3 separate regions of the Homo sapiens genome follow, and all the other regions are linked to region 2. The links are chromatin contacts, found by Hi-C or POLR2A ChIA-PET in ENCODE. All regions are on one chromosome and are shown on one strand. The core of a region is the stretch at or near the end of the contact, and the rest is flanking DNA. Distances in the headings are between cores, read along the strand shown.

Evidence for each region. Hi-C counts contacts between places; a loop is a spot of excess contacts on that map. ChIA-PET counts read pairs that join two places held with the same protein, here RNA polymerase II (POLR2A). Pooled maps may share reads with other maps.
Region 1: a loop to region 2 is called in a map of B cell, with 7 times the contacts of the local background. The contact joins the promoter of KLHL7-DT here to the promoter of FAM221A in region 2. A Hi-C loop is called at or near these places in 1 of 168 maps with a recorded cell type or tissue (B cell) and 10 of 50 pooled maps.
Region 3: a loop to region 2 is called in a pooled map, with 7 times the contacts of the local background. The contact joins the promoter of SNHG26 here to the promoter of FAM221A in region 2. A Hi-C loop is called at or near these places in 5 of 50 pooled maps. POLR2A ChIA-PET finds 5 or more read pairs at or near these places in 2 of 52 experiments (T-cell and activated T-cell).

The regions. Positions count from the first base shown.
Region 1 is chr7:23,104,261-23,107,308 of GRCh38, forward strand. It overlaps KLHL7-DT (KLHL7 divergent transcript), which reads right to left and starts at 1,443. Exons shown (of 3, transcript NR_046220.1): 1 at 1,299-1,443; 2 at 1-57. It overlaps KLHL7 (kelch like family member 7), which reads left to right and starts at 1,525. Exons shown (of 11, transcript NM_001031710.3): 1 at 1,525-1,886. The coding sequence starts at 1,767. RefSeq lists enhancers at 713-1,699, 1,322-1,511, 1,632-1,911, 1,700-2,686, 2,392-2,471.
Region 2 is chr7:23,678,831-23,681,658 of GRCh38, forward strand. It overlaps FAM221A (family with sequence similarity 221 member A), which reads left to right and starts at 1,369. Exons shown (of 7, transcript NM_199136.5): 1 at 1,369-1,453. The coding sequence starts at 1,389. RefSeq lists a silencer at 1,303-1,592 and an enhancer at 1,923-2,172.
Region 3 is chr7:22,852,950-22,855,849 of GRCh38, forward strand. It overlaps SNHG26 (small nucleolar RNA host gene 26), which reads left to right and starts at 1,291. Exons shown (of 5, transcript NR_146320.1): 1 at 1,291-1,331. RefSeq lists a silencer at 1,106-1,565 and enhancers at 1,663-2,274, 2,066-2,295.

The sequences.
Region 1 (3,048 bases), core at 193-2,692, 570 kb before region 2:
TGAATCACGGATCCTTCATCTCCCAAGGCCTTAGAGTTAGAAGACAGATTTCTACTTCTTTTCAATTAAAAAAAAAAGAAAAAAATTTATTCCGTTTTTCTTCAGTGTCCTGGGTCATTTAATAAAGTGAATGAAAAATTTTCTCATTTATAATTTTATTAACAATAAATTATTCCTATTGCCAGGGTTCACCTGAAATCCCCAAATCAACTAGTTAAAATAGAGGCACATCTGAGAACCTCTAGATTAATAGAAGAAAGATAAAGAGTACAGAGACATAAGTATCTTACTCTTTTGTAAAAATTGAGGCGTATATATAGCTTGCTCTTTCATCTGGATTATGCTATATGGTTTGTCCTCAACAAGAAAAGTATACTGTGGGCCAGGCCTGGCCGCTCATTCCTGTAATCCCAGCACTTTGGGAGGCCTAGGCGGGAGGATTGCATAACACCAGGAGTTCGAGACAAGCCTGGGCAACATAGTGTGACCTCTTCACCACCACCACCACCACCACCACCACCACCAAAAAAATTTAAAAATTAAAACTTAGCCCAGAGTGGTGTTGCACGCCTGTAGTTTCAGCTACTTGGGAGGCTGAGATGGGAGGATTGCTTGAGCCCAGGAGTGCTGAGGCTTCAGTGAGCTATGATTAGCCACTGCACCGCACCCCCAGCCTGGGCGACAGGGCCGAGACCCTGCCTCCAAAAAAAAAAAAAAAAGCCTCAATGGTGTAAATTATTTTACATAAAATGTCTCTGTATAGTCCTATATAGACCGAGGAGGAAAACCAATGAGATATAAAGTTTTCATAATGTTAAATAATGTACAATTTCAAATAATCCTGTATATTACTATACAGTAGAAAGAATATGGTTACAAAAAACATTTCCATGAGGGCTGTGATTGAGTTCCGTGTTCCCGTAAAACACTTAGAGAAGCCTAACTGAAGATTTCTAGAACCGACTGACAACTGATTTCAGTTGTAAACACACAGTAAGCCAGCCTAGTTAGGCAGACATTCATTGCACGCCAAGGAGACACCAACGGGACTGTGTGCTCTTGCGTTATGAATCCCACGAAAATAAATCTTGTGCTCCGTGTAACATGACTTTAACTTGCAGTAATATCCTTTCATCATTTAATATTTATTGAGCGCCTACCATACACCAGGCTCAGATACTGCACTGAACACCGACCCTGTCCCATGAAGCCTTACACTGATGGGAGACACCTTTGCATGTTCCACAACCCAATTATCAAAAAAAAAAAAAAAAAAAAGATAATCACGTAACCGAAACCTGGAAATCTGCCTTGGGCACACAAAAGAGCAGGCGCGACCTCGGACCAGCTCCGAGGCAAAATTCACTCAGCGCGGGACAGCGACAGGGAATCCGGCCGCACCTGTGCCTGCAGTCTCATTGCTCGGAACGGCGCGCCACTGTGACGTGTCAGGCCCCGCCCCTGACTCTCCTCATAGTGCCCCCGCCTCCTTGCGCGAAGTGCGCAGGCTCCTGGGCAGGGCTCGGGTTCTGCCCGGGGACGCAGCCCAGTTGGTAGCGTCGCTCCCTGAGCGTTTCTAAGGGGGCCGCCCGGCCTTGTCTTTCGGCAGTGGCCGAGCCACCGCCGCCTGCCGCGCGTTCCAGAGCTGGGCGCTGCAGCTGCACTGCCGATCGCCGTGTTTGGTCGATAGAATCCCCAGTGTGCCCAGAGAGTGCGACCCCTCGCCCGGCCCGGCGAGCCCCGGGCGTGAACCGAGCTGAGGGAGGATGGCAGCCTCTGGGGTGGAGAAGAGCAGCAAGAAGAAGACCGAGAAGAAACTTGCTGCTCGGGAAGAAGCTAAATTGTTGGCGGGTTTCATGGGCGTCATGAATAACATGCGGAAACAGGTACCGCCTCTGTGGGAGTGACGGACGACGGTGGGAGGTGGTCCGGGGCTCGGGCCCCTGGTTCCCGGGGTGGAACCCCGCGCCCTGTGGATCGCGCCCCTCTTTCTCTGTCCTCGCCCCTCCTTCCGTTTTCGCAGGCGAGCGATTCCGCAGTTGGTAGAGGGGCGCGTAAAACAATTCTCGAGCAAAAGTGCTTCTCGTCTGCCGAGGATGTAGCTCCCAAGTCAGACTCCTGGGGGACTCCTCAGGCTGGCTTTCGCCGTCGGGTATCGGTTGTGTAACAGCTCTGCCCTAGTTATCTCTTTGTGGGGCGAGGATCCTTCCATTGGCGAGCCGTTTTAAGGTGCCGTGAGATCTTGTGTGAAGAAACCCGTTGGCATAGCCCAAACCGAAGCCCCCAAAGGGAGGAGAGTTGCTGGCCTGACATCAGCTGCTCTTAAATAAGGATCCCCGCCCCCTCCTGTGTTCCCCGGTGGAGCTAGTTGAAGAGGAGTCCTCCTGTTCGTGCTAATTTAGAGCAGAAGCAGCCATCGATAAATACCATGCCATCTTCTAAGGGCACTGTGCGCCTCTGTTATTAAGAGGAGCTCTTTGTTCTGTCCTTGGTGTGTGGTGCATTCGTGAAATTCTGCAGCACATCGGCGAAAGGTGGGTTATGAAAAGAACGGATTTTAACGCTGGCGAAGGTGAAACAAAGAGGCTTTTTTTTTTTTTAATTCCATAACATCTACACCGATAAGCATAGAAAGTCACTTTTTCCTTTCTGTAAGCTTTATTTATAGATAATACACATCTAAGTAGATTTGTGGGAATGTTTGGGTTTTGTTGACTGGGATCCTGTTTCAAGGGGACAAAGCAGGATGTGAGTTATGTGTAACTGCAAAACCTAGTTTGCTTTGTCTGGTGGTTCTGCTGGGAATATGGGCAACAGTAGAGGAATTTAAGATTTTTATGAAGATATTAACTTCTGGTTTCTATAAGCAAACGCTGACTGCTGGGATTTTGTCTTTGTTCACCAGCTCCTGCTACAGTGCACCAGTGCAGTCTGTGGGAATGCTTTTAAATCTTTCCTGGCCTGGCCTTTGTGCTGAAGTACTGTGAATGCCTGAATTCGTTAATTTATGTAACTGACTTTCATGTATCTATTTTCAAATTCATGTTC
Region 2 (2,828 bases), core at 119-2,618:
CTGAGGCGGGCAAATCACGAGGTCAGGAGATCAAGACCAGCCTGGCCAACATGGTGAAACCCTGTCTCTACTAAAAATACACACACACACACACACACAAAAGCCAGGCGTGGTGGCTAGTGCCTGTAATCCCAGCTACTCAGGAGGCTGAGGCAGGAGAATTGCTTGAACCTAGGAGGCAGAGATTGCAGTGAGTCGAGATCCCGCCACTGCACTCCAGCCTTGGAGACGGAGCAAGACCCCATCTGGGAGGTGTCGGGTGGAAGAGGTAAAATGGACAGCAGCAAACCACACGTGTGATAGGAGAGAATACTGAGCTGAGATCAGTTTCCTAAAATATGAATCCGATTTCAGGATCACTCATTTATCTGACTGTCAAGAACGCCTCTGAACAGGAGGAAGACTTTGGGGAGAGGGTGGGGTTTGTTGAAAGGGTACCGAGAAGGGAGGTGGGTGGTACCCAAACAATTTGTTTACATAATGTTTTATGGACCTGAAATATGTAGAACAGTACTTTGAAACTAAAGTACTGTACTGAAGTTTAATTATTTTTCTTATTGTTTGCATATTCTCCCTCCCAGATACTTTACAGAGGGCGCTAAAGCTGATCCCCTGGGAGCTTCAGAGTTTAATGACTTCGCCTGAAGATTTCCTATTCTTTTCCACAACGTGCTAAGTCAAATTATGGCCAAATTACCAATCGCATGGTAATTCAGCTTCTAAATATATTTTGCAGAGTGTTTCCAAAAGTTAAAAAACAACAACAAAACTTCACCTAAATTGTTTTTACTTGCTTCACCTTAAATCAGTTATTCGGTTCCTTTGAAGAACATGTAGCTTTAGCAACCCCCAAAGTGAACCCAGATACCCAGGACTACTGATTGTTACATCAGAGTTTTTGAAAACGCCAATACTGGAAACAGGCCGACAGTTAAGGAGAGGCAGGCCTCAAACTAAAGCAGAACCTTCTCAAAACTACTTATATTTCAAGAGATGGATTAAGCGAAAAGAGCTGTACAAAGAAATAAGCCATTTTCTATGCGCCTGTTATATGCAAGGCACTGCACTCCCTTGTCACTTGTTAATTTACAAGAAGACTCGCCGGTCCAGGGAAGGGAGAGGGGAATAGGTGCAAGGTTTGTGGAGGGCGGCAAACTGCACTCCATGTGGCGCGAGGCTGCGCTTGCGGAGATCCGGGTTCTGGTGCCTGGCGCCGGCAGCCAGTAGGGGCGCGCGTCCTGCGCAGTTGCCGCGCGCGGCCTCCTCGGGCTTCAGGCCGGGCCAATCAGGAGGCGGGCGGGAGGGGGCGCGGTACCGGGAGGGAACGGGGCGGGTCGGGCTTCGAGGTCAGCTGGTCCGCAGGGAAGCCTTTGGCTTCCCCACCGGCAATGGAGCGGTTGACGTTGCCTCTCGGCGGCGCGGCGGCGGTGGACGAGTACCTGGAGTACCGGAGGTGAGGCTGTGGCTCCGGGCCTGCCCCCCCGCCGCTCCGAGGGGCCAGGATCCCTGGGCTGGGGGCGCGAGCAGGGGCCCGGCGGGCGTCCGCGGGGGTTCCCGGAATCTGTGCCTGGGCTGTTGGGGGAGGCCTAGATGAATTCCAGTTTAGTCTTTGCCTAATTAAATATTGTAGGGCCACGCGGTTCTATGCAGTGATGAGTCTTCCAATAACATTTAAGAGGCCCCTCTGCTCCCTTCCAAGAAGGATGACTAACTCTAGATTGATACAGAGGTCCAGCTGTTTTTTAAATGGCCATTGAAAACAGGCACATCGAGTACTCGGGGCTATAGAAGTTAGCATACATCAAATTAACCCAGTAATTGAGTCAACCGTGAACTTCTGAACGCGCTCCCCACCCCGAGGTGCTGGTTTTAGGAGAAAGGCACCGACTGGTGTTTGGTATTCTGGAGAAACCCCTTCCGAAACTGGAAACGGAGTCGCTCCTTTGGCCTGAGGACGCGGTTCATTGTCCTGGATCCTGACCGAGGCTGGTGCACCTGCAGCGACGCGCTCTTTTTCCGCTTCCTGGGGTTTTTGATCGTCCGGAATCTGGGCGGATGGGAAGTCCTGGAGAGGACCGCCTGAGGACGCGGAGTTGGGGCGGGAGGATGTGTGTGTACAAGCGGAGGGGAGACGCTCCAGGCTCCGCCAGGGAGGCCGGAGCGAGCGACAGGGGCTCCTCTGCGGCATCGTGGGTGGCCCAGATGACCCAGAGGTGTGCGCGCAGACGGCCCCCCAGCTGACTGTTCTCCCCTGCTCTGACTGCCCTGTTTGTGTAGTTTTGGGTAACCCTTAGAACTGCCTGGATATTCTGAGCCAGAAGAATAAGGGCTAGGAGCTTGATGGGGTCAGTTCCCACGCCCGGTTCAGGGTCAGAACAACCACCATCCCGTCCTCTCCCAGAGCAGAGCCGGCTCCTTTAGCCTCCAGTTCTCCAGAGCTTTTGCCTGGGAGCAAGTTGCTGGAGCTGGTGTTGACTGATAACTTGGATATTTAGATATGTGAATTGTGGGCCTCCAGTTGACTCTTGCCTAGCTCCGAACATGTTAGGGCAGACCTATGTATGTAGTTATTTATTTTATTGAGAAATTATTTAGTTATTTATTTTATTGAGACGGGGTCTGACTCTTTCCCAGGCTGGAGTGCAGTGGCGCGATCTCGGCTCACCGCAATCTCCGCTTCCTGGGTTCAAGTGATTCTCCTGCCTCAGCCTCCCGAGTAGCTGGGACTACAGGCGGCCAGCTAATTTTTGTATTTTCTGTAGAGACGGGATTTCACCACGTTGCCCAGGCTGGTCTTGAACTCCTGGACTCAAGCTATCCACCTGCCT
Region 3 (2,900 bases), core at 41-2,540, 830 kb before region 2:
ATTCTTCTTGGCCTCTCTGAGCATGCACTCTTTCCTTCTGGGTATGGGACAGGACTCCCTCTGGAATGGGGGTCTTATGACCTACAGTCAAACAAGGGAAGTCAAATAATGTCTTTATGGCCAGATTTTACACAGAACGGCAGAGGGAAAGTCCCCACAGTCCTTGTATTAATTCCCTAGGGATGCCTTAACAAAGCACTCGGTGACTTAACAGAAATGTTTTGTCTCACATTTCTTGTGACTAGAAGTCCAAAATCAAAGTGTCAGCAGAACCAAACACCAAGCTCCCTCTGAAATCTGCAGGGGAGGGTCCTTCCTTGCCTCTTCCTAGCCTTTCTCCGGTGGTGGCCGGCAATCCACCGCATTCCTGGGCTTACAGCTGCATCACTCTGATCTGCCCCTGTCCCGCCACATTTTCGTGTGTCTCTGTCTTCAAGTGGCATTTTGACACCGTGTGATAAGGACATCAGTCATGTTGAATTAGGAGGGTCCACCCCAATGATCTCGTCTTGACCACATCTGTAAAGACGCAGTTTTTCCAAGTTAGGTCGCATTCACAGGTGCTGGAGGTTAGGTCTTCAATGTCTTTGGGAGTGGGGACAAATTCAGTCCTTAACACTCATGTTCTATATGTAGTGCTGCTTAGGCATCCAGCCAACAGACCTGCTTATTTTACTGCAGTCAGAATACCTTCTCCCCTTCCTCCTCACAGTCCAATGACACAGACGTGCTTTGGGGGCAAGATATTTGCGGGCCGTGGCCATCATTCTAAGCATGCAGCACTCCAGGCACCAGGAGTCCTCCCCGTGCTTCAACCCCTCTTCGATGAGTTTGCACCCCCGACCTCCGCTAATGTTCACATCCTTTAACGGGAGCCAGTCTTCTGCTACGTAATTAGACGAGTCTTGAAAGAAGCACCCAGGGGCGTGGCTGAAGACTTTAAGAAACACCAGGCAAGGGAGGGGAGTGGGTACCAGAGACACCTAACATTATTTGAGTGGCAGGAGCTTCCTCTGACCTTCAACGAGGTAAAGAGACATCACAGCCAGCGAGAGTTTGGGGCAGACTCCCCAGACTCGGAGGCCGGGGCAAAGTGGGAGCCGGGGCCAAGTGGGAGCCGGGGCCGTGTGGGGTGGGGGGGGGGGCCCAAGGCGGGGAAGGCCCGGGCCGCCGACAGGGGGCGCGCGAGGGCCTCCGGGCCCCGCGGGCGGGGCGGGTGCTGGACCCGGAGGGGCCTTCCGGCAACTTTTTGGTTGGTGCCGCCCCGCCCAGGCCCCTTTTAAACTTGATCTCCGCAGTGCCCTCCCTTTTCGGCCGCGGCGCGTGACTGGGTAAGTGGGCTCGGACCTTCTGGACGCAGGAGCCGACCACGTGGCTCCGGGGCTACCCCGTGCGCTTCCTAGGCGCGCCTCTCGCTGCCCCCACGCCGAGGCCTCGGCTCGGCGCCGCGGGGAAGCCTCCGTTAGGGCCCCTCGGGGGTGGGGGCGTCCTCGTGGCGCTTGGGCCCTTCGTCCCGGGTTAGGACGGCCCGTGTCCTTGTGCGCTTGAAGGGGCCGCCCCCTTTCCTCGAGGATCCCACCCCCACTCAGCAGAAGCCGCCAGGCGCCCGTCACCTCCCGTGCCTGAGTCCCTGCCGTCCACGCATTCGGCCTACAGGCAGCTTTTAGTCCTTTTTCAATTAAATGATTGCATTTTGAGGATCAAATTCCAACCGCAGGCGGAGGCGCCGAGCCCCGGACGGTCTCTGGGTTCTTGGTGCACTCGGGGCTCCTGCCTGCCCAGGGGCTGTGACCGCGCGGACGGAAGCCTATTTGGGAAGCGAGTGAGATCTGATGTCTGAAGCGCTTTAAGTTTCTAAGCGGGGCAGTATAATAGCGGGGTTAGCAAACACACGGAGGTCATTTCACTCGCGCAGCCATCCCCCACCGCCACCAGTGCCGTTCATTTGCTACTGGCCCGCAGTCAGATAATTTAAAGGCTTGGAGGGACGAGTCTTGCTGGAGCCGACGCCTACAGTAAGTTGAGCGGAGTGCTGTGAGCCCTAATAAGGGAGCCTGCTTTCCTCCCGAAGATTCGCTTTTTTGGGAGTGGCCAGAGCGTTATTACAGCACAGGGCCCGCTTCCAACGTTTAATCAGGGTGTGAGGAGGCCCTTCGTGGTTTTCTGACCTGGGAAAAGTCTGAACTACTGGGTTCTTTCTGGCTTGGACCAGGACAAGGTGTTGAACGCCTAACTTAGGTCTACTAAGGTGTAGAAATACGCAAGGCTGCCCCTAGAGAACGTTTGTCTGGGGAATAATGTAAGTTTTTGGAGCGGCTCTCCTGAGCATCGCTGAGCATACTAATTGTTCATTACTGGTACAAAATGCTATATAAAGGGATACTTTGCGAATTTAGTAAAATTGATAAAGATCTAAATTTACATTTGAGTCAACAAATAATCTTTGTGGCTAGCATAGGTACCACAGTTCTGTTGGAATGTGAAGCTCGTGGTTCACCTGTTTTCCTCAGTTGTGAAAGATTTGCTGCCTTTTTGATGAAACCAAATGGGACCCATTTTACCATTCTTTAATGAGGAAAGCTTGTACATTTGCAGCCTAGGTTCTAGGCATCTTTTATCCAGCGTTATAGATAGACCCAGAGCATGGACAATTTTCCCTCCCTGGAATACCTCCAGCTCTGGCGAATAGCCCTATATACAGCACAGGAAGATAGCGGTGGTAAGGCTTTGTTTTACCATTGCTTTAGGTGTTAGAGATTCTTATTGAGCCCATTTTATTTTTATTTTATTTTATTTATTTTTTTGAGTCGGAGACTCGCTCTGTCACCCAGGCTGTGGTGCAACGGCGCAATCTCGGCTCACTGCAACCTCTGCCTCCCGGGTTCAAGAAATTCTCCTGC